Linked DNA regions of Mus musculus: regions 2 and 3 are each linked to region 1. The links are chromatin loops, found by intact Hi-C in ENCODE. Cell type or tissue: gastrocnemius. All regions are shown on one strand. Links, peaks and the distances in the headings refer to the core of each region. The heading gives the core; the rest is flanking DNA.

The links. Hi-C counts contacts between places; a loop is a spot of excess contacts. Peaks named below come from ENCODE experiments on the same cell type or tissue, not always from the same donor. Only the 100,000 strongest peaks of a DNase experiment are listed, where the experiment ranks them.
Region 2: a loop joins it to region 1, with 2.3 times the contacts of the local background. A loop is called at or near these places in 13 of 42 quality-filtered maps.
Region 3: a loop joins it to region 1, with 5 times the contacts of the local background. A loop is called at or near these places in 39 of 42 quality-filtered maps.

Annotation. Positions count from the first base shown.
Region 1 is chr11:101,810,006-101,817,722 of GRCm38, forward strand. No RefSeq gene overlaps it. Among named protein-coding and RNA genes, the nearest start is that of Gm39392, 29 kb to the left of the region's middle. In gastrocnemius, for the core only: a CTCF peak has its summit at 4,984 (motif pointing left); a DNase peak (open chromatin) is centred at 4,970; H3K4me3 peaks cover 707 bases; H3K27ac peaks cover 1,244 bases.
Region 2 is chr11:101,759,180-101,766,896 of GRCm38, forward strand. It overlaps Dhx8 (DEAH (Asp-Glu-Ala-His) box polypeptide 8), which reads left to right. Exons shown (of 23, transcript NM_144831.2): 19 at 3,030-3,167; 20 at 4,718-4,846; 21 at 4,966-5,162; 22 at 5,599-5,778; 23 at 7,461-7,717. The coding sequence ends at 7,680. Among named protein-coding and RNA genes, the nearest start is that of Etv4, 22 kb to the right of the region's middle. In gastrocnemius, for the core only: a CTCF peak has its summit at 4,711; no DNase peak of the experiment used is centred there.
Region 3 is chr11:101,905,746-101,913,462 of GRCm38, forward strand. No RefSeq gene overlaps it. Among named protein-coding and RNA genes, the nearest start is that of Meox1, 15 kb to the left of the region's middle. In gastrocnemius, for the core only: a CTCF peak has its summit at 4,687 (motif pointing left); a DNase peak (open chromatin) is centred at 4,673.

The DNA.
Region 1 (7,717 bases), core at 3,534-6,033:
TCAGGAGGTGGAGGCTGGGCATCAGAGGTTTAAGGTCTTGGTTAAGTAGTCAGTTCAAGGCCAGGTCTGGCTTCATGAGATCCTTGTCTCAAAATAAAATGAATATAGAGGCCACTTATAGCATCTGTCCTGTTGGGAGGCAGGGGACATACCTTAATCCACACCAGGCTGCTCACACCACCTTGCCAGCTAGTGGGGCTTCCCTCCTCTGGTATCGACAAAGAAGAAAATTAGCTTCCAAGAAACCGGGCTTTCTCTCTGTGTGTACTTTCAGCTTTCTTTCACCCAGTGAGGTAGGGACTAGGGACACTAGAGTGAGCCGGCAGGTTTCTTGGGCAAGCTGTATGAACCTAGAAGAATTTGGACAAGATAACAGTTCTCATCATCTGGTCCTAGAAAAGCCACAGTGCTCACCCCAGCCCTTCATGCCACTTCTTTTGTTACCATGGATACCAAGTCACACAGGCTGCCTCTGAGTGCATATCTGCAAAGTGTGTCAGTGGAGCTGAAGATGCTGTTGCAGAGCACCTCTGTGATATCATGCCTAACTTCATCGTCAGCGAAGGACCTCTGGTCACGCTGCTGTGTCCTAGGTCAATGTAGACACATTAAAGTATGTCAAAAGCAGCATGCTGATGCACAGTCGGGGCAGCCCTGAGAGGGACAGGCTTTGGACCAAGGGCTGCGGGGAACAAGACCTTGGCTATGCGGTAGCTGCGTTCTAACCCTCTGATGCTTAGTTCTGTTCTTATGTCTCCTGCGAACATTCTTATGGCGTTACAGTCTCCTTTTGGAAGGGATGGCTTCCTAGGGCCATAGTGCTTCTACATCCCTCCCCTCCAATGTCAGTGAACCATGGGGTAGCTGTTGGCAGCTTTCTGGTCTAGTTGAGTCATTTCTAGGGCCCATGGGTGGGTGTTTATTTTGCAAGTGGCCAAAGGATGCATAAGAATGAGAGTCTCATCCTCCATCAGTCGAGTCTCATGTAGCCCAGGCTGGCCTAGAATTTACTGTGTAGTCCAGGATGCTCACCCTGATCATTCTGCATCTGCCTACTAAGTGCTGTGGCAACAGGTATGTGGTACCACACCATGCTTAAGATGAGTTCAGGGAGGTGAAAATCCCAGGTAATATCTCCAAACTAGGGGAAGGTCCTCATTGCAAATCTTCCTTCTCTGGGGTTGGCATTTGCATTACTCGTGGGGCACAAGCCACTACCACCAGGGGAGGGGTCCAATTTAGTGGGTAGGGATGGTCTAGAATAGTCACAGAGGTCAGCCAGAAACAACCTTAAAACTATTTTTAGAGCTGAGTTCAACTTGTTTCTTTGTCAAGAAGGGAAATATTTCCCGAGAACACGAGAATAGAAGGTCACTGTCTTCATTGGCCAGCTCAGGTTGGAGCAGCTTCTGGATGGGGGTGGGGGGGCTTCCCATTTGTATTAGCAGAATGAGTGGACGGACACACAGACAGGGGAGAGGAGCTTTGGGTTCTTGTGACTCATGGTTGAATGCCCTTTAAAGAATCTAGAAGCTTCTTTGGTGTCTTAGAGAACATCGGGGAAGTGTCCAGTGTGCCCCAGGATGACAGGCTCTCGAGAACCCCAGGTTCAGCCTGAGCATCTGTTTCCAGGGGAGTACATGTCTCTCCCCCTCAACGTTCATATGCCTGGCTCATTCTGTGAGGCAAGCCCACAATCCCCAGTAAGACTCCAACCACTTCCCCTCTTTCTTGTCACCTTCAGCCCAGTGACCTCTCTCAACTCCAGAGGTGGGTGGACAGGAGTACTACACAGCCGTGAAAAGTGGACAGGAGTACTACACAGCCGAGAAAAGTGGACAGGAGTACTACACAGCTGAGAAAAGTGCTCATTCCTAGCTGAGCAGCATCAGGAAGGATTTTCCAGTTTCTCAGCAATATCATCCCTGTAGCTACGTGCACCTGGGCAAGCCACTTCACTTTCATGAGCATTCGTTTCCTTTGTAAAATGAAGATCTTTATCGTCTTCTTCACAGGGTTGCTTTAGCGAGTGTAGTACCATAACTGGAAAGCAGTAGGGACTTGGAAGTAGAAAAAAAATCTTAGAGGTGGGGAGATGGCTTACTTGGTAGTGTGCTTGCTATATAAATATGGGGACTTGAGTAAAAAAAAAAAAGCTGGCTGCAGCGGCTGTTTGTACCTTGTCACGGTTTGTATAAGTGGCACTATTAGAAGGTGTGGCCCTGTTGGAATAGGTGTGGCACTGTGGGTGTGGGCTTAAGATCCTCACCCTAGCTGCCTGGAAGCCAGTCTTCTGCTAGCAGCCTTCAGATGAAGACGTGAAACTCTCAGCTCCTCCTGCACCATGCCTGCCTGGATGCTGCCATGCTCCTGCCTTGATGATAATGGACTGAACCTCTGAACCTGTAAGCCGGCTCCAATTAAATGGTGTCCTTTATAAGACTTGGCTTAGACATGGTGTCTCTTCATAGACGTCAATAAAACCCTAACTAAGGCACACCTGTAACCCCAGCAGCGGGGACGGGGAGGAGGGAGGAAGGATCCCTGCCAGCCAGCGCAGCCCAGTCAGTGAGCTCCAAGTTCAGTGAGGGACCCTGTCTCAAAAAAGCCAAGGTGGACACTGGGGAAAGACACAGGACGTTGACCTCTGGCCTCTATACACATGGGCACATGGGCACCACAAAAGGGGGATAGGATTTTTAGAATCACATTTGCTTGTTGGTTTATTTGTGTATGTGTGTGAAAGTGGGTGTGGGTTTGGATGCATGTGTCATAGCATTCATGCGGAGGTCAGAAGACAGCTTGTGAGAGTCGGCTCTCTCCTACCACGTAGCTTCCTCAGCCAGAACTTAGGTTCTTCATGCATGCTCAGCTCTAAGTGCCTTTACTCACTGAGTCATCTCACCAGCCCAAGATATAATATTTTATTTGCAAAAATAGACACCCTGTGCTGTAAACTGTTAACACTTTCTTTGGGAAGTGGTGGTGTTGAATCCAGGGTCCAGAGCCTCAAACATACCGAGGTCCCCACTCTTCCACTGAGCTACAACACCAGTCAGAGAGCGGTTTAAAACAAAACCAAAAGAAAGCAAAAACAGGGCTGCAGAGATGGCTCAGTGATGGGTGTATACTACTCTTGCAGAGCAGTTTTTAGACTCTGCCTACAGGATTTGGATAGAATTCCTAGGCCGTCTCTCTCCTTCCCACTGGGAGGCTCATAGCTACCCGTCTCCAGCTCCAGGGCATCTGATGGCTCTAGCCTCTACAGGCACCTGCATGTATGTGCACATACCCACACGCAAACATATATAATTAAGATAAGATAAAAATTTAATAATGTAATTAACAACAATAAAAACCTAGAGTCACTTAGCTGGTGGAGGAGAAGTGAACGCCCACTCGACCCAGAAGTCTCCCCTGTAGTGGAGTGTTGCCGCCACCAGGTGGCAGTGTTGGCAAGCACACTGCTTCTCTAGCAGCTGCCAGGCCGGAATAGGAAGAGTTTTATTCCAGTTTCAACTTTTATTTAGAATGGAGATACCTTAATAGACCATCTAATCCCACGTGTCTTCACCTCAGAAGATGGGCAGCCAGAGATGGGGAAGATCTCTGCCCAAGATCACAGCGTGTTGATAGCAGAGCTCTCTACCTTAACATCCCTAACCTCAGGCACTCAAGGAACGGTTTCCATATCAGCTCTGTCTCTCTGTCTCTCTGTCTCTCTGTCTCTCTGTCTCTCTGTCTCTCAGTCTCTCTCTCCCCCCTGTGTCTCATGCATCCTCCGGCCTCCACCTCCAAATTTGAGAATTACAGGAAAGCACTGCTATGCTTTCGCAGTGCTGGGGTACAAAGCCAGGGCTTCCTTCAGGCTAGTAAGCACTCTGCCAACTGAGCTATGCCCCCAGCCCTTTCTTTTCCTGCTTTTTATGGGACGGGCTTTCACTATTTAGACTGGAATTCACTGTATAGACCAGGTGGCCTCAAATTCACAGCAATCCTCCTGCCTCAGGCTTCATAGTGCTTGTGGAACATGTGAGCTACTACTTCAGGCTGGTGTTTTAAGACAAGAGTCTGCTATTCTTTTGTAGGATGGATGACAAGGGCCTCTATCACACAGTACTTGTGTAGAAGGTTCTTGGGCCTGTTCTTGGGCTCATTCGGTAAGGGTGCTTGCTGCCAAGCCTGACACCCGAGTTTGATCCCAGGGACCCACATAATGGAAGCAGAGAATTGGCTTCCGCAAGCTGTCCTGTGACCTCTTCAACTTCATTGGGATATGCGCCCTCCATCCACAGAATAAATTAAAATGTAATTTAAAAAAGAAGGCTCTGCGTGCAGCTTGGCGCCCTAACTTTTAATCCCAACAGGGTCATAATGTGTAGGCGATTATACCTAGTTCAGCGGGGACCACTGGGATCTAGAGGGAAGCACTTCACCTTGGGTTACACAGTATTTGCTGAGTCTGAGCGTTTTGCTCTTTGGGAGCTGGTGGGGTTGGGTAGGAGAAGACTGATGTGACCCACCTCCGTGGTTTGTAACCTCTGAAGGGTCCTTTGTCCTGCACGGGAGAGTAGTGCGGAACAGCAAGCTCTGCGCAGACTCCGAGCCTCCTCACCCGCTCCCCCCTACAGCAGCTCCCCATGAGTTCCTTTCCAGAGCACTCACTGAGTAGGTTGCTAGTGGAAATGTGGTTTTCAAATTTGGGAAATCTCCATTAAGTCCTTTTATTTAAGGAGGATGTCATTATCACGCCTCCCCGAGGACTATTACGGTTCTATTAGGCAAGGCCGCAGACTTCCTAGGTACTGTCTGGGGTCTGATTCCTGGGCAGGAAAATACGAGACAGGAAGAAGGGGGGCAGGGAGCTGGAGAGAGAAAACGGGATGCGGAGCGGGCAGGAGGGAGGAGAGGAGAGGGGTGAAGAATCAGAGACTGCAAGAGGGAGCCTGGAAGGCGAGAAGTAGAGCGCGCCCCCTAGTGGTGGAGGGAGCGCGGGGAATCCCGGGGCCAAGTGGCCATCTATCTGCTCCTCTTAAAGGCTCAAGATGAAACTGGAGAAATCTACCTGGATTCTGCCCTCTGCACAGTCAGGGAGGGGCTGCAGGGGAGTCCCCGTGCCCTCCAACTGCTGCCCACCGTCGGAGTCTTGGTTCAGATCTTGGAGGAGCCTTTAGGATGGATGGCCACCGACCAAGAAAGTGTTAACTAAGGAAGGCAGTTCTGCAAACCAGGCCGGGGCTCAGGGGCACTGGCCTTCCTGGCCGCTCTGAGACATCCTTTGCTCTTCTGGAGCTTCTGCGTGAGCTCCGGGGAGGCTTGGCACTAGCCTCTGCTCTGTGCTGTGCCCTTGGCACCTGGTAGGTGCTCAGGCCATGTTTGTGTTCCGACTGAGAGAGGTGGGGAAATGGTCCCTCTGACTCTTCTTGTCTCCTATACTCAGAGCTAAGTCATATGGTTTGAGTTGCTCTTAGCAAAGCTTGCTGACCCTCGATGTCTTCCGATTATCCTACTGAGGACTCCATCACCAGCCCACCCCACCCACCTCCTGGGTAGAGTTTAGGGAGGGTCAGGAACCGCATGGCAAGCAGCTGACACTCGTTTGACTAAATGGGAAAGAGGAAAATATATTTCCCCCTAGGGACCCGTGAGTTAGGGGTTACCAGCTCGGGCTGGAAGCATTCACCTCCAAGCAGGAAGAAGCATACTCTGGGCGAACATCCGGGCTGGACAATCCCCTGTTTGTGGGTCCCCAGGGTCTGGGCAACCTCATTCCACGATCCCCTGTCTGTTCAGAGCTGCCTTGGATCCTGAGCCTGAGGCGAGGACCCCCAACCCCACCCCACCCCCCCTTCGCACTCTCCTTGCCCTGTGAGAGCTAGCCTGGTGCCCCTGGGGTGCCCCTGCCTTGGAGCTCCTGTGCAGAAGTGATTAATGAGGCAGGATAAAACCTTTCTTCCCCAGCTGTGTCAACAAGCCCCTGTGGCCTTTCAGGCTTCGGGGATGGGGAAGCAGCCCGTTCCCTAGGTCTGTTCTCCCTTTACCCTGGGCTCCCTGTGATAGTTATGATTTTATGATGCCCACGACACTTGATGTTTGCTGACAGCGCTGAGAGGGGAGGAAGTGAAGTCCCTTTTTTTTTTTTTTTTTTTTTTTTTGCCTCTTCTCCTCTTAACTTCGTAAGCCACAGGATGACAAGGGACAATTGGTGCCCCGTGCCACCTTCTCTGTGAAGCTTTCCCGAGGGCACCTGGAAGGCTTTGTCCATTCACTCCCTCCTCTTGCAGGTCCTGCCAGCTGCGGGCATGTGGAAAGAGGCCGTCTACTCTGCTCACTGTCCCTTAACAGAGGGGGCTATGTGTTCTGAATCTTTCACTGTGTGTGTGTGTGTGTGTTGTGTGGCTGCTACTGAATTTAGGACCTCGTACAAGTTAGGCACATGCTCTGTTGAGCTCCTTCCAAGCCCCCCTCTTTTTAATTAATTATTTATTTATTTTATGCATATGAGTACTGCTGCTGTCTTCAGACACACCAGAAAAGGACATCGGATCCCACTACAGATGGTTGTGAGCCACCATGTGGTTGCTGGGAATTGAACTTAGGATCTCAGGAAGAGCAGTCAGTGCTCTTAACTGCTAAGCCATCTCTTGAGCCCCTTCTAAATCTCTTTTAAGCAGAAATCTTTCCCATGCCCCAGTCTTAGAATGGCCTAGCTCGCTGCTTTGCCCACTGTTACAAAATGAACAAATGCCCCGTAGACCTGGCATGATCTGTGGTCCACAATGTCTGTAGTTGTGGCTCACAGGTACCTAGGACAATATGCCTCCCCTTCTCTCAGCTGCATCCACCCGAGGCATCTGACAGAGATGCTCATGGACGATGTCCTTGGCTTGAGGGTAGGTTAGGGAGCAGGAAGCCAGAAGCCATTCCATGATATTTATGTGGTCTTATCTGATCTTTCCAGATTGGTTTGGAACTCACTATGTAGTCTAGCCTTGAATTCATATTGATCCTCCTGCCTCAGTTTTCAAGTGCTGGAATTACAGGCACCAGCTGCCACGTATGGCCATATTTAAAAATAAACTCCTTAGCGTTACAGGAAAGCTGCATTTAGACTTTTTACTCAGCTCCTCCACACCCTAACCCATCAACCAGGTACTTTGGGCAAAACTGAGAACCTTAGTTCGATAATAGATCCTGGTGGTCAGCGGTGGGGCACCCACTGCCCCACAGTCAGCTTTATCTGTCAACATGACAGAGCCTAGGATGACCTGGGAAGGGAGCCTCAGTGTGTGTGTGTGGGGGCTGTCTAGATTAAGTGGGCTTTGAGCATGTCTTTAAAAAAAAAAAAAACCCTGGGTTAACTGTTGTAGGAAGACCCAGCCTGAATGTAGTGCACCATTGATTCTCAGGGTTCGGGTTGGGATGATAGGCAGGGAAGTGGGCTGAGCACGAGGAGCAAGCATGCACTAATTCATTCTCTCTGCTTGTCTTAGTTAGGGTTTTACTGCTTGAACAGACACCATGGCCAAGGCAACTCTTATAAAGACAACATTTTCCTTTTTTCTTTTTAAATACTTACTTTATGAATACCCAAGATACAATTTGCAAAACACAAGAAAATCAAGAAGGAAGACCAACGTGTGGATACTTCATTCCTCCTTAGAATTGGGAACAAAACACCCATGGAAGAAATTACAGAGACAAAGTTTGGAGCTAA
Region 2 (7,717 bases), core at 3,533-6,032, 51 kb before region 1:
TGCAGAGCTTGCTCTCAGCTTTTTTTTTTTTTTTTTGGTCTTATTTTCTTCCTCTCCTTCTTCTTCTTCCTCCTCTTCCTTCCTTCTTGTTTGTTGTTTTTGGTAATGAACTTGAGTGTGTAGTCCTGGATGGCCTGAAATTCCCTTGTAGACTAGGCAGCCTCAGACTCTCACAAAGATCTGCCTACTGCTGCCTTGAGCACTGGTACCATAGGTATGGACTGCTACACTTGGCTGGTGTTGGGTTTTGAACCTTCAGCCCCAAGCACACTGAACTCTCACGCCCCCTGAGCTGCACTACAGCCATTGTGGCTTATTTTGTTGTTTATGTTCTTACTTTGATGCAGGGTCTTGCTGGTCACAAACTTGTGATCCTCTACTTCCAGAGTACCAGGAGTATAGATGTGTACCATTGTGTTTGGCCAGTGTAAGTTTTTAAGTGTTAATTCTACAACATTAGGTCTAGTCACAGCTTTGTATAGCTATTGCACAGATCTGTTCCCAGAAGTATCTCTTTAGCCAACTTCCCTTTTCCATTCTCTAGCCTTTGGTAATGTGTGCGTGTGTGTGCACATGCATGCACACACAGTTACACAATCTGTTTAACATATGTAAGTGAATTCCGCAATATTTGTTCATTCGTGTCTTCCTAACTTCACTTAGCACAATGCTTCAGAGGTGTAGGCAGGCTGCAGTATGTGTTTGGATTTCATGGCTGACTTAGGGTAATACCCCTCCATTCATCTGAGGATTTTTTGGGGTGTCCCTACCTTCTGGCTCTTGTGATTTCTGCTGCTGTGAACATTAGAGTACAAATATCTGAGTTCCTAGTTTCAATATGTGTTTAAAAATATTTATATGTGTATGGGTGCTTTGTCTGCAAGTATGTCTGTCTCTCTACCATGTGTATGAGGTGCCTGAGGAGACCAGAACAGGGCATTGGCTCTCCTGGCACTAGAGTTACAGATGTTGTCAGCTGCCCCGTCAGTGTGCTGCCCCATCAGTGCTGGGGATCAAACCCCGGTCCTCTGGAAGAACAGTCAGAGCCATCTCTCTCTGACCCTTTAATGTGTGTGTGTGTGTGTGTTTTTTTTTTTTTAGATTTATGTATTTATTATATGTAAGTACACTGTAGCTGTCTTCAGACACTCCAGAAGAGGGAGTCAGATCTCATTATGGATGGTTGTGAGCCACCATGTGGTTGCTGGGATTTGAACTCAGGACCTTTGGAAGAACAGTCAGTGCTCTTTATCCACTGAGCCATCTCACCAGCCCCCTAATGTGTTTTTTAAGATTTCTTTTTTACTATGTGTGTATGTGTGGGTGAGTATGTCACATAGGTTCAGGTGCTCACAGAAGCCAGACGGTCGGATGCCCTGGACCTGGAGATGCAGTTTGTTGTGAGCCATTTGATGTGGGTGCTGGGAACTGACCTCAGGTTCAGTCTCTTCAGCCTCCTCTGGATATTCTTACTTCAGTGCCTAGAGACAGACAGGTTGGGTCATAGGTTTAACTTCTTGGTTTTTGGTTTTTCGAGACAGGGCTTCTCTGTGTAGTCCTGGCTGTCCTGGAACTTACTTTGTAGTCCAGGCTGGCCTCGAACTCAAGAGATCTGCCTGCCTCTGCCTCCCGAGTGCGGGATTAAAGGCGTGCACCACCACGCCCGGCTATGTTTAACTTCTTAAAGCATTCTGATAACTATTTTGCCTGGCTGGCTTGAAACTTACAAAGATTGGCCTTCTTCTGCCTCCTGAGTGTTGGAATTAAAGCCAGAGCCACTGTCCAGGCTACATTTTACTTCCTTTCCTTTCCTTTCCTTTCCTTTCCTTTCCTTTCCTTTCCTTTCCTTTCCTTTCCTTTCCTTTCCTTTCCTTTCTTTCTTTCTCCCCCCCCCAGTATGTTTTACTTTCTAATTTGTCACCAAACTACTTTCCATAGTGACTGTTTCACATTCCTGTAAGAAATGTACAAAGTTTCCTGATTTGTTTTATTTGTTTTTTCTATCTTGCTACAGTAGGTTTGACTTGCATTGTCCTTAGCAGAAGCTTGTGTGTCCTCTTTGGTGAAATATCTACTGAAATGTCTAACTTTGCTCACCACCTCACTTTGTGGACTTACTGCCCTGCTCTGTTTATTTATTTCGAAGGAATGTTTTTGTTTTGTTTATAAATTTGTAACTCTTAGAGCTTGTATCCTTGTATAGAAGTGCAGGTGTCTTAGAAGGCCAGGGCACTGGATTGCCTATAGTGAGAGTTACAGATGGGTGAGCTGCCTGATGATGGCTCTGGGCCCCGAACTCTGGAAGAAGACAAAGTGCCTCTGAGCTGTCTCTCCACCATGGAAGGAATTGGTTTTTAAAGATTTATTGCCGGGCAGTGATGGCGCACACCTTTAATCCCAGCACTTGGGAGGTAGAGGCAGGTGAATTTCTGAGTTCGAGGCCAGCCTGGTCTACAGAGTGAGTTCCAGGACAGCCAGGGCTATACAGAGAAACCCTGACTCGAAAACAAAACAAAACAAAACAAAAAATTATTTATTATGTATACAGTGTTCTTCTGCCTGCATCTATGCCTGTAGGCCATAAGAGGGCAACAGATCTCATTATAGATGCTTATCATGTGGGTGCTGGGATTGAACTCAGGATCCCTAAAAGAGAAGCCAGTGCTCTGAACCTCTGAGCCATTTCTCCAACACAGAAACAATAGTTTTTAAGTTTCCTAAGAGGGTCGGGTAAGTCCTAGGTGCCAGAATGCTTGCTTACCATTGTGAAGCCTTAGGTACCATCTCTAGCACTGCATAACTAGGCATAGTGGTGCATGCCTGTGATTCCAGCACTCAGGAAGTGGACACAGAAAGAAAGTTTCCTGAGAAAATACATGGTTGTTAGTGGTATGAGAATCTTTATGTACTGAGAATCTGGAAGTTACTGCCTCTCTGGGCTTCCTAACTGCATTGAAGAAACAGCAGAGAATGTGACAGGGGACCTGTTTCAACTGTGAGACTCATCTTCCTGTTGCTCTGTTTTCTAGGCCATGGGTATTAATGACCTGCTGTCCTTTGACTTCATGGATGCCCCACCGATGGAAACTCTGATCACGGCCATGGAGCAGCTGTATACACTGGGGGCCCTGGACGACGAGGGCCTGCTCACTCGCCTGGGCCGCAGGGTGAGGGGCAGAGGGAACTTGGGGTGCTTTGGGAGGACGCCCTGACCAGTTTTCCACCTTGTGTTGAGGCCTTGGAGAAGCTTTGAGTAGGATTAAATACTCTTTAGAAGGGCGGTGGAGGGGGAATGGAGAGTGTGAGCCCAGGCTGGCCTGAAACTGTTTATGTAGCCGAGGATGAACTCCTGATCTCTGGCCTCTGTCTACCAAGTGCTGAGATTGCCGGCAGGCACCACCTCACCAGGCCTGGCACCACCTCACCTGGCCTGGCACCACCTCACCAGGCTCGGGATTCTTTTCAGTTTCTTTTTTCTTTTTTTCCTTAAAGATTTATTTGTTTATTTATTTTATGTATATGAGTGCATTGTAGCTGTCTTCGGACACATCAGAAAAGGGCATTGCATCTCATTACAGATGGTTGTGAGCCACCATGTGGTTGCTGGGAATTGAACTCAGGACCTCTGAAGAGCAGTCAGTGCTCTTAACCTCTGAGCCATCTCTCCAGCCCTCTTTTCATTTTCTTTCAAGGAATAGGTAGAGTTTATTTCTACTCAAGGTTTGTTTGTTTATTGTTTAGTATTTTTGTTTTGTTTTTTCTCTGTATAGCCCTTGCTGTCCTGGAAATCATTTTGTAGACCAGTCTGGCCTTGAACTCATAGAGATCTGCCTACCTCTGCCTCCCCGTACTGGGATTAAAGGCATCTGCCACCACTCCTGGGTATTTAAATTTATTTTTTAAAGTGTCTTTTTTTTTTTTTTCAAATTTAATTTATTATTTTTTAATTTTCATTGGTGTTTTGACTACAAGTGTGAGGGGGTTGGATCCCCTGCAACAGGAGTTACAGACAGTTGTGAGCTGTCACATAGGTGCTGGGAATTGAAGCCAGGTCTTCAGGAAATGCAGCCCAGGCTCTTAACCACTGAGCCATCTCTCTAGCCAATTATTGTTGTTGTTGTTGTTGTTGTTGTTCCCCGATTATTGTTATTGTTATTATTAGTGTGTGAGTGCTGGGTGTGGTCAGGTGCCAAGTCTGTGGCGTTGGTTCTCTCTTTCCTCCTTTTCATGCGTTCTTCAGATTGAACTCAGGTCACCAGCTTATGTGGCAGACACTTTTACCTGTCTTACCTGTTTAAGGTTTTGCTTTTTTAACTTCAATTTTATATTATCACTTTAAAATATTTCTTTTTAATAGTAAAGACTATTTGCAGTTAATTTTACTCCAGATATATTACTGAATCTAATCTTCATTCTATTTATGATTATAATTATTATTATTATTATTTTAAAACAAGTTATTCTGTGTGTAGCTGGGATTGGCCTGGAACTAGCTACCTATATAGACTCAAAAACAAATTAAAGGTATTTGCAACATTCACATCAACAGTAGATATGTTCTTAGGCACGAAGGGCTTATTTAACAAAGGAAATATGTGGTAGAGACAGGTGCCCCAAATCATCATGGGGACATTTCCTCATCTATTTTCTACTTCCTAGTCAAGTCCATGCGCATGGTCTGTAGGGAAACAGTTGTAATTTCTTCTTATTCCTGTAGATGGCAGAGTTCCCTCTGGAGCCAATGCTGTGCAAAATGCTCATCATGTCTGTGCATCTGGGCTGCAGCGAAGAGATGCTAACTATCGTGTCCATGCTGTCTGTGCAGAACGTCTTCTACCGACCCAAGGTAAGGTGCTCAACCCCATGTTCTGATGCACTGGTGCAGTGACATCAGCCTGTTCTGTGATGTTTGTCGGGGACAAGGCCTACAGGGAAGGAATGACTCTCTGTCCCACTGCCTGGCAGGATAAACAGGCCCTTGCAGATCAGAAGAAAGCCAAATTCCACCAGACAGAAGGGGACCACCTCACCCTGCTGGCCGTATACAACTCCTGGAAGAACAACAAATTCTCCAACCCGTGGTGCTATGAGAATTTTATTCAGGCTCGTTCCCTACGCCGTGCCCAGGACATTCGGAAGCAGATGTTAGGCATAATGGACAGGTCAGTCAGGAGTGTGGTGATATTAGTGTTTGGGTGGTCATGTCTCCTGGGTCTTCTGTCACTCCGAATGTATTTGCACAGTTCTAGGCACCTGTGTACAGAGAGTGTCCATCTCATTTGGTGTAGGCTGTCTCCTCCCCAGGCAGGAGTGTGGCTAAGCAGCACTTCAGAAACTTCCTAAGAGGAAGATAATTGAATTAGCCAAGAAAAATGCTTTGCTTACAAGCCTCTGGATCATTGGTCTGGGGTTGGGTTCTTGCCTGAGCCAGCGTCTGGTTTCTAGTTCCTTCATACTGCCTGTCATGTCCAGTACTCCTCTGAGCTCTGAGGAAGGTCCTGGTGACTAACTGTGAGCACCCTAAGGTGGAACGTTGAGCAGCTGGCACCCAGCTTACAGAGCAGGCTCATGGCGTCTTTGCTCTTACTATCCTGATAGGCACAAGCTGGACGTGGTCTCCTGTGGCAAATCCACAGTCCGAGTGCAGAAGGCCATCTGCAGTGGGTTCTTCCGGAACGCTGCCAAGAAGGACCCACAGGAAGGCTACCGGACTCTGATAGACCAGCAGGTGGTGTATATCCACCCCTCCAGTGCTCTCTTCAACAGACAGCCCGAATGGTAGGTCACACACACACACACACACACACACACACACACACACAGAGGGGGAGGGAGGGAGGGAGGGAGGGAGGGAGGGAGGGAGGGAGGGAGGGAGAGAGAGAGAGAGAGAGAGAGAGAGAGAGAGCTCATAAGCACTCCTGCCTCTGAGTCTCCAGCACCCCCACTTCTCCTTTTGACTTTGTATTTCTAGAGTAGCAGAAGCCCAAATTAGGTACACTAACAAGCTCCCCATTTTTCTTTAGTATGTATTTGTGTGTATACAGGTGTACATTTGTGCATGTGTGTGGAGGGCAGAGGACAGCCTCAGGAGGCATTCTCCTTTTAAGATCATCTTACCGCCTGGAGCACACAATTAGACTAGATTGGCTGATGAGCCCCAGGCGTCCTCTGTCTCTGCCTCCTCAGCACTGAGATCACAAATGCACATCACCATGCCCAGCATTCTGTTGGTGCTGAGGGTTGAGCTATTATTGCAAGGCAAGCATTTTATCTACTGAGTTGCCTTTCCAGCCCATAAACAGCCTTTTTTTAGTTTTTTTTTTTTTTTTTCTCTTTTTTCTTTTTTGTTTTTTTTTTTTTTTTGAGACATGGTTTCTCTGTGTCTGTCCTGGAACTCACTCTGTAGACCAGGCTAGCCTTGAACTCAAAAATCCGCCTGCCTCTGCCTCCCGAGTGCTGACTGGGATTAAAGGCGTGCACCACCACTGCTCAGCATAAACAGCCCTTTTAAGAGAAGTAAAATTATAGGGGTGAAAGCAGGGAAAGAGCTTAGAAATCATCTAATGAGATGGTCTTAAAATGGTTTTGTGGGCTTTTTGTTTTGTTTTGTCTGTTTGTTTCTAGATAGGGTCTCACTGTGTATCTCTGGTTGGTCTAGAACTCACTAGGTAGACCAGGGTGGCCTCAAACTCAGAGAGATCTTCTTGCCTCTGCCTCCCAATTTCTTGGGTTTAAAGGCATGCACCTCTACACCCAGCGATGTCTCACACTTGTAATCCCAGCTCTCAGGAGGCTAAAGAAGGAGATTGCCCTGAGTTTGAGACCAATCTAGATTATACACATGGAAACCCAGTCTCGAGCAAACAAAAACAGGCATGAGATGGCTCAGCAAGAAGGGTGCTTGCTAGACGACCCCAGGACCCACAGAAAGGTGGAAGAAGAGAACTGACTCCACAGAGCTGTCCTCTGATCTCCACTTGTATGTGCATGTTCTCTCTCTCTCTCTCTCACATACACACACACACACACATACACACCAGCATGTGCCACTATACCTGGTGCTACCACTGCCTTGCCCACTTGGTCCTCAGCATTCCTTTGCGATAATCTCTGTGGCCTCTCTATAGAACTTGGAATTCTATGGGAGCTATCTGGGAGAGAAAGCTCCGTTTTATTTCACAGAACAAGAAACTGGAATCTAGAGAAGGGATGGGGCTGTTTTCACTGTTACTCAATTGGTTCATGCCAGAGTCGGGACTAGAGCTGGCTCTCTGCAAGCAGGCTTGTTTTGGAAGGGTGTAGGCTTGCAGCATGAGGTGTGGCTTCGGTAGTCTCCTGAGGGATCAAGCAGGAGAAATGAAAGAACAAAATGTCAGCTCAGTTGTGGTCGCCCAGTGGACCAAACTGGCTGTGGAGTGTGGGGTCTAATCTAAGGCCTGAGTCCTGTCTGTCTCCCACAGGGTGGTATACCACGAACTTGTGCTGACCACAAAGGAATACATGCGTGAGGTCACCACCATCGACCCCCGGTGGCTTGTGGAGTTTGCTCCGGCTTTCTTCAAAGTTTCTGACCCAACCAAGCTAAGCAAGCAGAAGAAACAGCAGCGCCTGGAGCCTCTGTACAATCGGTATGAGGAGCCGAACGCCTGGAGAATCTCCCGAGCCTTCCGCCGGCGCTGAAAGACAGCTGACTACTTGCCTCTCCTGTATCATGGCT
Region 3 (7,717 bases), core at 3,533-6,032, 96 kb after region 1:
AGACAAGGCATGGGTCTGAGGACAAAACATGATAATTGATTTGGCCATCGCAAATGTTTCAATGTAAACAAAGCAGGAGGTGGGCGTCAAGGGCGGTGTTCTCCCATCTACCCTGGTGATGGTTTCGAGCAGTCACTGAATCCAGGTTTGGCCTGAGCCCCTATGTGTTAGTGTGTGTGTGTGTGTGTGTGTGTGTGTGTGTGTGTGCGCGCGCGCGCGCGCGCGTTGGGGGTGGTGGTGGTGCGTGTGCGTGCATGCGCGTGCGCTCCCCCACCACCACCACTTTGGGTGTAATTCCTTAAGAGCAATCTGTCTTGGGGTTTTGGTTTGGTTTGGTTTTTGGTTCTGTTTGTTTTTATATTTTTGTGGTTTTAAAGATATGGTCTCTTTCACCGAGTCCTGGGGCTCAGTGCTCAAGTTACACTGGCTGTCCAGTGATTTTAGGGTACTCTGGCTCTCCAGCAAGCCCCAGGGACCCACCTGTCTCTGCCTCCCCAGCTCTGGGATTAAAAGAAGACCATGCCAGGCTTTGTACCATGGGTTCTGGGGATCAGACCCAGGTCCTTGGACTGCAGTTTCCAGACTGTGGCGCGTTATGCACTAAGCTTGGAGAGATCACGTAGAGTTCTTCCACTCAGCGCAGAGCCTGACAAGCAACCATTCGTCCATCCTTAGAGTGGCTAATGTGGACAGTATGGCTAGGCTGTCGGACTGGAGTCACAGAGGCAGCCTCAAAGATTCCCTGACTGTCTAGTTGTGAAGGCTATTTTTAATGTGCTTATTTATTCTTTTAAAGAGACATGTCTATCCTATCAGCTGGCCAGAGGCAAAGCAATGCTAGCAGTTGATTCCCTCCCATTTTTCAGATTTTACCCCCATTTGTCACACAAGCTCTGGGGAAAGTGTTACCCCAACTGTGTCTGGGAGTCCACAGGCACCCCTGAACTCAATGGTCAGACACAGTCAAAGTGGCATTGTCTGCCACCCACGCTTTACAGACTTGCTCTGTGTCTGCCTGGGAAGCCGTTTGAGGGGCTCCCTGTCTGTCTGGGGGGCAGGCATTCTCAGGACTACTGAACTGCTGCTTCCGGACGGGTCTGGGGAGTCCCCCTAACCTATGTTATACTTGGTCACAAGGGCTCCGCTGCCAGACCGAACACTGAGGTGATGAAGTGGTTAAATTGTGACTTGCCAGTCGGGAGATGGGCCTCCCCGCACACCCGCACACCCGAGAGGGATTATCTAGATTAAGGTTAGCTCCTGAGAGTGTGTGAAGGATTGCCTTAGTTAGGGAAATTGATGTGGGAGGATCCACCCTATCTGTGGGCACTATTCTGTGGGTGGGAGTCCTGGCCGTCCCAGAACACTAGGACCATTCATCACTGAATGGCTGGCGTATGACCAGCTGCTTCTGCCTCGCACTGCCTTAACTTCCCCATCAGGGGTTGTGTCTTGAGTTGTCAGATGAATTAAACTCTTTCTCTTTTCTTAACTCTAGCCTCGGTGTTTTATCAGAGCAACAGGAAAGTAAGAATACAGAAACACAGAACCAGGTACCAGCAGCTTCTTCCCCAAGCCCCAGACCTCCTAGAAGGGGTGGGGGCAGGGCTGCAGGCGGGGCTCCTCTGAGGAACCATCTGTAACAGAGTGACTTTGAGGGCACATTCTCAGGTCTGTGCTGGGGTCCTCAGGACCCTCATACCCCACTTTAAGCCAACTTTCCTGGTGAGTCCTTCGGGCTCCCCTCTCTTAGGCCAGCTCCCTTTTGCAAACATTTTTACTGTTTGTCAGTAATGCAAACTATGAAATACAGCCTGGCCCACGGATGACCAGGACATCTGATTTCTTATAGACTTGGGTTCAAATCCTCACTGAGCCAGTTCCCACTTGGTAACCTTGAGAGAGTTTCTAAACGTCTTTGATCTGAGCCGTCAGGCAGATGATACTGGTACACACATGGGGGCGGGGCTCTCAGTGAGGTGTCACTGTGGGCATGGTAGAATAATAGCTCATTGGCAGCCCTGAAGTTCACAGTCCGAACAGAGGAAAATGAGGGGCATCCTCTGTGGGCTGACACTCCAGGTTGCTTCTGAGACTAGGTGAGGGAAAGGGACAGGAGGTAGGACAGGCCACCCGAGGTTCTCCCAGTGTGACTCTGGAATAGTCACGGTGTAGGATCTGCTTCGGAAGCCCAGCCAGCTCTGCAGGAAGACAACAAGGTGTGGGTGGGCGGGGCTGTTGTTCAGGGGGGACCCAGTTCTCTTCTAGGCTGGCCTGCTCAGGCCTTGAAATGAACTGGAAGGCAAGACTTGGGAGTGCCCTAGGGGGAGGGAAGTATATGAGCAGTGTGTGTGTGTGTGTGTGTGTGTGTGTGTGTGTTTGTGTGAATGTGTATGTATATGTGTGGATATGTGTCATATATGTGTATGTGTGTATATATGTGTATGTGTGTATATGTGGGTATATGTCTGTGTGTGTATGCATGTGTTTGTGTGTATGTGTATGTATGTGTGTATATATGTGATATGTATATATATGTATGTGTGCATATATGTGTATATGTCTGTGTGTATACGTGTGTATGTCTCTGTATGTATGTATATCTGTGTGTTTGTATGTGTGTATGTATGTGTCTGTGTGTATGTATGTATATGTATGTATGTCTCTGTGTGTGTATATGTATGTGTGCATGTGTGTTTGTATGTGTGTATGTGTGCATGTCTGTATGTTTGTATGTGTGTATGCATGTATGTCTGTATGTGTATGTATGTATGTCTGTATGTGTATGCATGTATGTCTGTCTGTCTGTGTGTATGTGTGTATATGTGTTTTGTGTGTGTCTGTGTAAGGAAAAGCTGAGAGCATAGAAAGGACCACCAAGAGGCAGGTGACAGAATGCTAGTTCTGGGGTCCCACAGGGACTTTGGGAAGAAGGGTGACAGCACCTACATTGGGACCTGGGCTGTCACAGTGAGGGCTGGGGAGGACCAGCCTTGGAGGGGGAGGCAGGAGGAAGGCATTAGAGAGAAGTTCCCTGAGCTGGGCTTCAGTCCTGGGAGGGGAGCGAACTGGATAGAGGGAGCAAGGTCCTCAGCAGAGTCCCGGGACAGGCACGTCCTTATAAAGCCCCCTGGGGAATCTGGCTGCAGCCATGATGGGTTCAGTAGGTCTCTGTGAGTCACTGTCACAGGGCCCTGTAGGTCTAGCGTCTCATAAATCCAAGCAGAAGGGCACACTCTCATCTGGGCCAGCAGCCCGGGTGGCTCAGTGTTGTCACTGCAGGGATCACTGAATCAGAACGGTCAATCCCAGGGCAGAAGGAAGAGCTGGAGGCAGAGAGACCCCCTCTCTCCTCCCCTGAGGAAAGCTGTCTTGACTGGTGGGTCTCCAGGCCATGGCCTTTAATACATCTTACTGTTTTTCCTCTTTGTTCCTCTGTCTTTCTGTCTTTGTCTCTGTCTCTCTGCTGTCTCTGTCTGTCTGTCTGTCTGTCTACCCGTCTCTCTCTCTCTCTCTCTGTCTCTCTCTGTCTCTCTCTCTCTCTCTCTCTCTCTCTCACACACACACACACACACACACACACACACACACACACACACACACACACTTCTGTCTTCCCTCCCTCCTTTGCCTTCTTTAATTTGAACTCACTGTGTAGCCCAGGCTGGCCTTGAACTGGTAGGAATCCTCCTGCCTCAGCTTCTGGAGAATTGAGGTAACAGGTGAGCCACCTTTCTTTCTTGACACTCTGTGAGAAGCATCAAGATCTGGCTCAGCCCCTCACTGGCTTCGTCAAGCCCCATGTCACCTGAGGGTCCCAAAGTCCTGGAAACCCCCAAACGGAGCCTAGCTATCACCACACCAGTGACCTGAGGAACTATATAGACGCCAACAGCAACAATCACTATAGAAGTTCTAGGTACGGAGTCGTTAGAGTCATCTTGCTCCTGCTTTCCAGGGGTGGCCAAGATAGCCTGGTGCCACCTTGGAGGTGCGGAGGTAATCTGTCGGTTTAGTGGGGACACCTGGTCTTCCCTCTACTAAAGGAGACCACTGTAGCAGTCACTTCTGAGTCCCAAGCTTCTTCAAAGTCCATCGAGGTCCTAAGGTGTCAGTGAAGCTGGTCACTGCTTCCTGTCTGGTCACCTGCCTCTGAATTGTGGCTTTGGCAGTGGAGAGAATGGATTACCATTCAGCACAGGAGAAGAAAGCCTGTGGGCAGTATGGTCTCCTTAGGGTTTTTGTTGTTGTTTTAAATTTTTAAATTTTTTTTATTTTTATTTTTATTTTTTTTTTAGCTTTTTGGAAAAGCCCCTGCCTCTTGATGAACCCTGGGGCCACTATTCTTGTGGTTTTCCAGTTGTGGAAACCAAGGCATCCAAGCTTTGATATTCCTGCGTAGAACTGGGACTAGAACCCTGTAGCTGAGAGAGTCACCCCCTCTTTCTAGGAGCTAGCAGCCAAGGGGACGAGGGCAGCCCTGACTGTGCAGGCCAAGTCCAGTTTCCAGATACAAAAGGAACCAACGCCTGGGTAGAGTTTTGCCCCGAATGCCCACAGGCTTTGGAATTGGTAAGAAGTAAGCGGTGCTCACCAGGAGCTCAGCTTTCACCTGGCTGTTTTGGGTCATGTTGAGCGGCTTCCTGCTGGAAACTCTGTGGGTCACTGGTGCCCCCTGCTGTTCAATATTAGTATGACATCCTCGCCGGGCCTCAGCTACTATCCCGGCTACGCACAACCACTCCAGCTATTTCAGCTCCTGCGGACCCACACCCACGGGAGTGAGAAACTACGGGGAAACTCGAAGGGCTGCTTTGTCATTAAGAGCACGACCTTGGGAGAGTGTTAATAGGATTTAGGAGATAAACAGGTCGAAGCTCTACCTTTGCGGTGAGTTGAATAATGTGTACTAAGAGACATGTGACCCCACCCCATCCCAAACCTTATGTTGTCCTGCTTCCGCTGCTGCTGATTTGAGCTCAGCTTGTATCAGACCAGCAGGGTGTGTCAGGAAGAAAGAGAAAGAATGACCAGGCTGCTCTGAGCTGGGCCCTGGGGGAGAGAATGCGGCCGGGGCGTGTGTGAGGTTCCGGATTCAGGGATCAGGTCTGGGAACCTACCTACCCCAGGAAGGGCAGTCGAGTGGACAAGAAAGAGACACCCACAAGCCCTGACTCAGCTAGATCAAGGTCTGAGCTGGAGGCACATTGTTTTGATCAGCAGGTTGGACTCCAGAATGGGGACATCTGCTTTCACCAGGTGTCTAACTTTTCCTGGGATGCCCAGGAGGCGTGAGAAAGAGGCCCCACACTTGTATTTGGAGGAGAGCTCAAAGGACACACAGGCTAGGGACAGTTCTTTCTGGGACCTCTGGAGAGTTTTATACAGGGACTGAATCCCTTGGGACCACCTTCATCCATATGCTGAGCAAGGGTGCTCTCCCCATCCAGGCCATAGGAATGAAGGGAGAAGCTGGATGAGGAGCTAGGAAAGGGAGGAGGAAGAGGTGGAGGAGGAAGAGGATGGAGGGGAAGAGGAGGAGGGAGGGAGGAGGGAGAGGAGGAGGAGAAAGAGGAGGAGGAGGAGAGAGAGGAGCAGGAGGAGGAGGGAGCGGAGGAAGGAGAGGAGGAGGAGGAGGGAGGGGAGGAGGGAGGGGAGGAGGGAGGGGAGGAGGGAGAGGAGGGGGGGAACTTTACAGTTCTGTGTAGGTGGGTAGACATCCACACCAGAGCTGACTTCATGCCAGTCCTCTGCATCCTGATGCCCCTCTAGCCCATGAAAGTTTCTTACAAGAAGACAGTGGCCATTCGGTGGTAGAAGATCCCGCATGGAAAACACGCCATGGGCTTGTCCTGAGTGTTAACATGATTTAGGAGATACACAGGTCAGCCCCTCATGACTGAGAGCCATCCTGGAGTGAATCTCAGTGGCCATTTCCAGGCAAAAGCACCCGATGAGATGAAATAGCTCAATTGCTGACCATTAAGTCATGAAGGCCATGGCCGTTGTAAATCTCCAACTCAGCACAGCTTTGGCCTGCAAGGAGTGCTCGGCACTGCCAGGACCAGCCACCTCTGTGGGAAGAGCATCTACATGTTCATGCACGCACACACACATGCAATGCACGCACACACACATGCACACAATGCAAACATGTCTCCCTGGCAAGGTGGCTTGGGGTGAGGTGAAATTATCATAGAATTCATGTGCCCTCACATCCTGTCTTGCAAACTATGGCTCCAATTAGGTCTCCTCTTCCTGAAATGCCTTTCTCAGATGGTCTCCCTGGCCGATCCCACCCAACAGCCTCCTCCCTAGGGGTCACCCACACTCTCCAGCACAGCCCTTCTCCTGCCACCTGCAATGACCACACATTGGTACCATCTGGCCAGGAGGCTCCATGACTTAGATGGGAGCCATCTCTAAGAATCAGGACACAGCTGCTTGCTTTGTGTGTGAGGACATTTGAGTCAAAGACAGGAGTAGAGAAATTAGTCATTGGGACAATTTCAGCCTGAGGGATACGGGACTGGGGGGGATCAGGAACTCTTGGAGTTGAGTTTCTCTCCTGGGCCATTTAAGAAGAACCCAGCTGTCCCTCTAGGACACTGGACCTGCAATTCCACCCACAACCACTAGGTGTGTGGTACATGGCTGTCAGGGCACTGTGATAGGAGCCCCTGCAAGGGGATGCCTGAGGTTTCTCAGCATTCAGCCCTCTTCCAGTGCCAGGCCAGTCAGGTCATACTTTGGGAATATTCCTGTGTAGATTTTTCTATTCACAATGAGACCTTTGGGACGTCTGTGGTGACATTGTGACTGAGATGTGACTGAGAGGTAATGCCCTAGACAGATTCTTGGAAACAACCATGAGCCCTGGAAGGTGGCAGCTGCTTCTTCCCATTTCACAGACTTGCAAACTGAGCCTTAGAGAGCCCTTCCCAAAATCCTAGAGCCAACAGAGGCAGCCCAGGCCCAGGTCTTTAGGCCTTAGGAATGGGCCTTTCTCAGATTCCATAGCAGGGGGTGGGGGGTGGGGCTCAGTTCTCAGTTCTCCCCTGCCCCAGGAATTTGAGAGAAAACAAAACCTGGATCTTAAATTTTCTTTCCAGAAAAAGTTAGGGTGCGTACGTGGGCTGGGGTCCACCCAGCGGTGTGATTAAGCCACGGGTGATAGTGTTCCCAAGGATAAGAAATTCTCCCTCTTGTTCCTTCACTTGGGCCCACAGAGCTCAGAGTTGAGTGGATCCCTCCACCTCGCCCAGCCCCTGCCCCCTCCCAACTGCCACAGGCAGGTGACACCTGTATTATTGCTAAGGGTTAAAAAGCCTCCAAATCAATAAAACCCGTTAATGAGTGTTGGTACCTCGAAGGCTACAGATAAATCCCCTCTATCCTGAGAGTTCAGTCCCATAAAACAGGGCTCCCCTCTCCATCCCAGCATCCATCTGACAGAAAATGTGAAGAAATTTTTAAAAGGTGACTTACTAATTGCCTGTAAAATAAAAGGCAGATGGAAGCTTTATTACAGTCGAAGGAAGTCAGGAATATTAAGGTAAAATGTCAAATAACAATTGATTTTCCTTAGACATAAAGGGACGATTTATGGCTTCCTAGTTAGTACAAATGAGAAATTATTTGAAGTTCTAAAAAGTATGAGGAGAAATAAAGATTAAATAGAAGATGAAATCATAGAGTTTTTTTTTTTTTTCTGGGA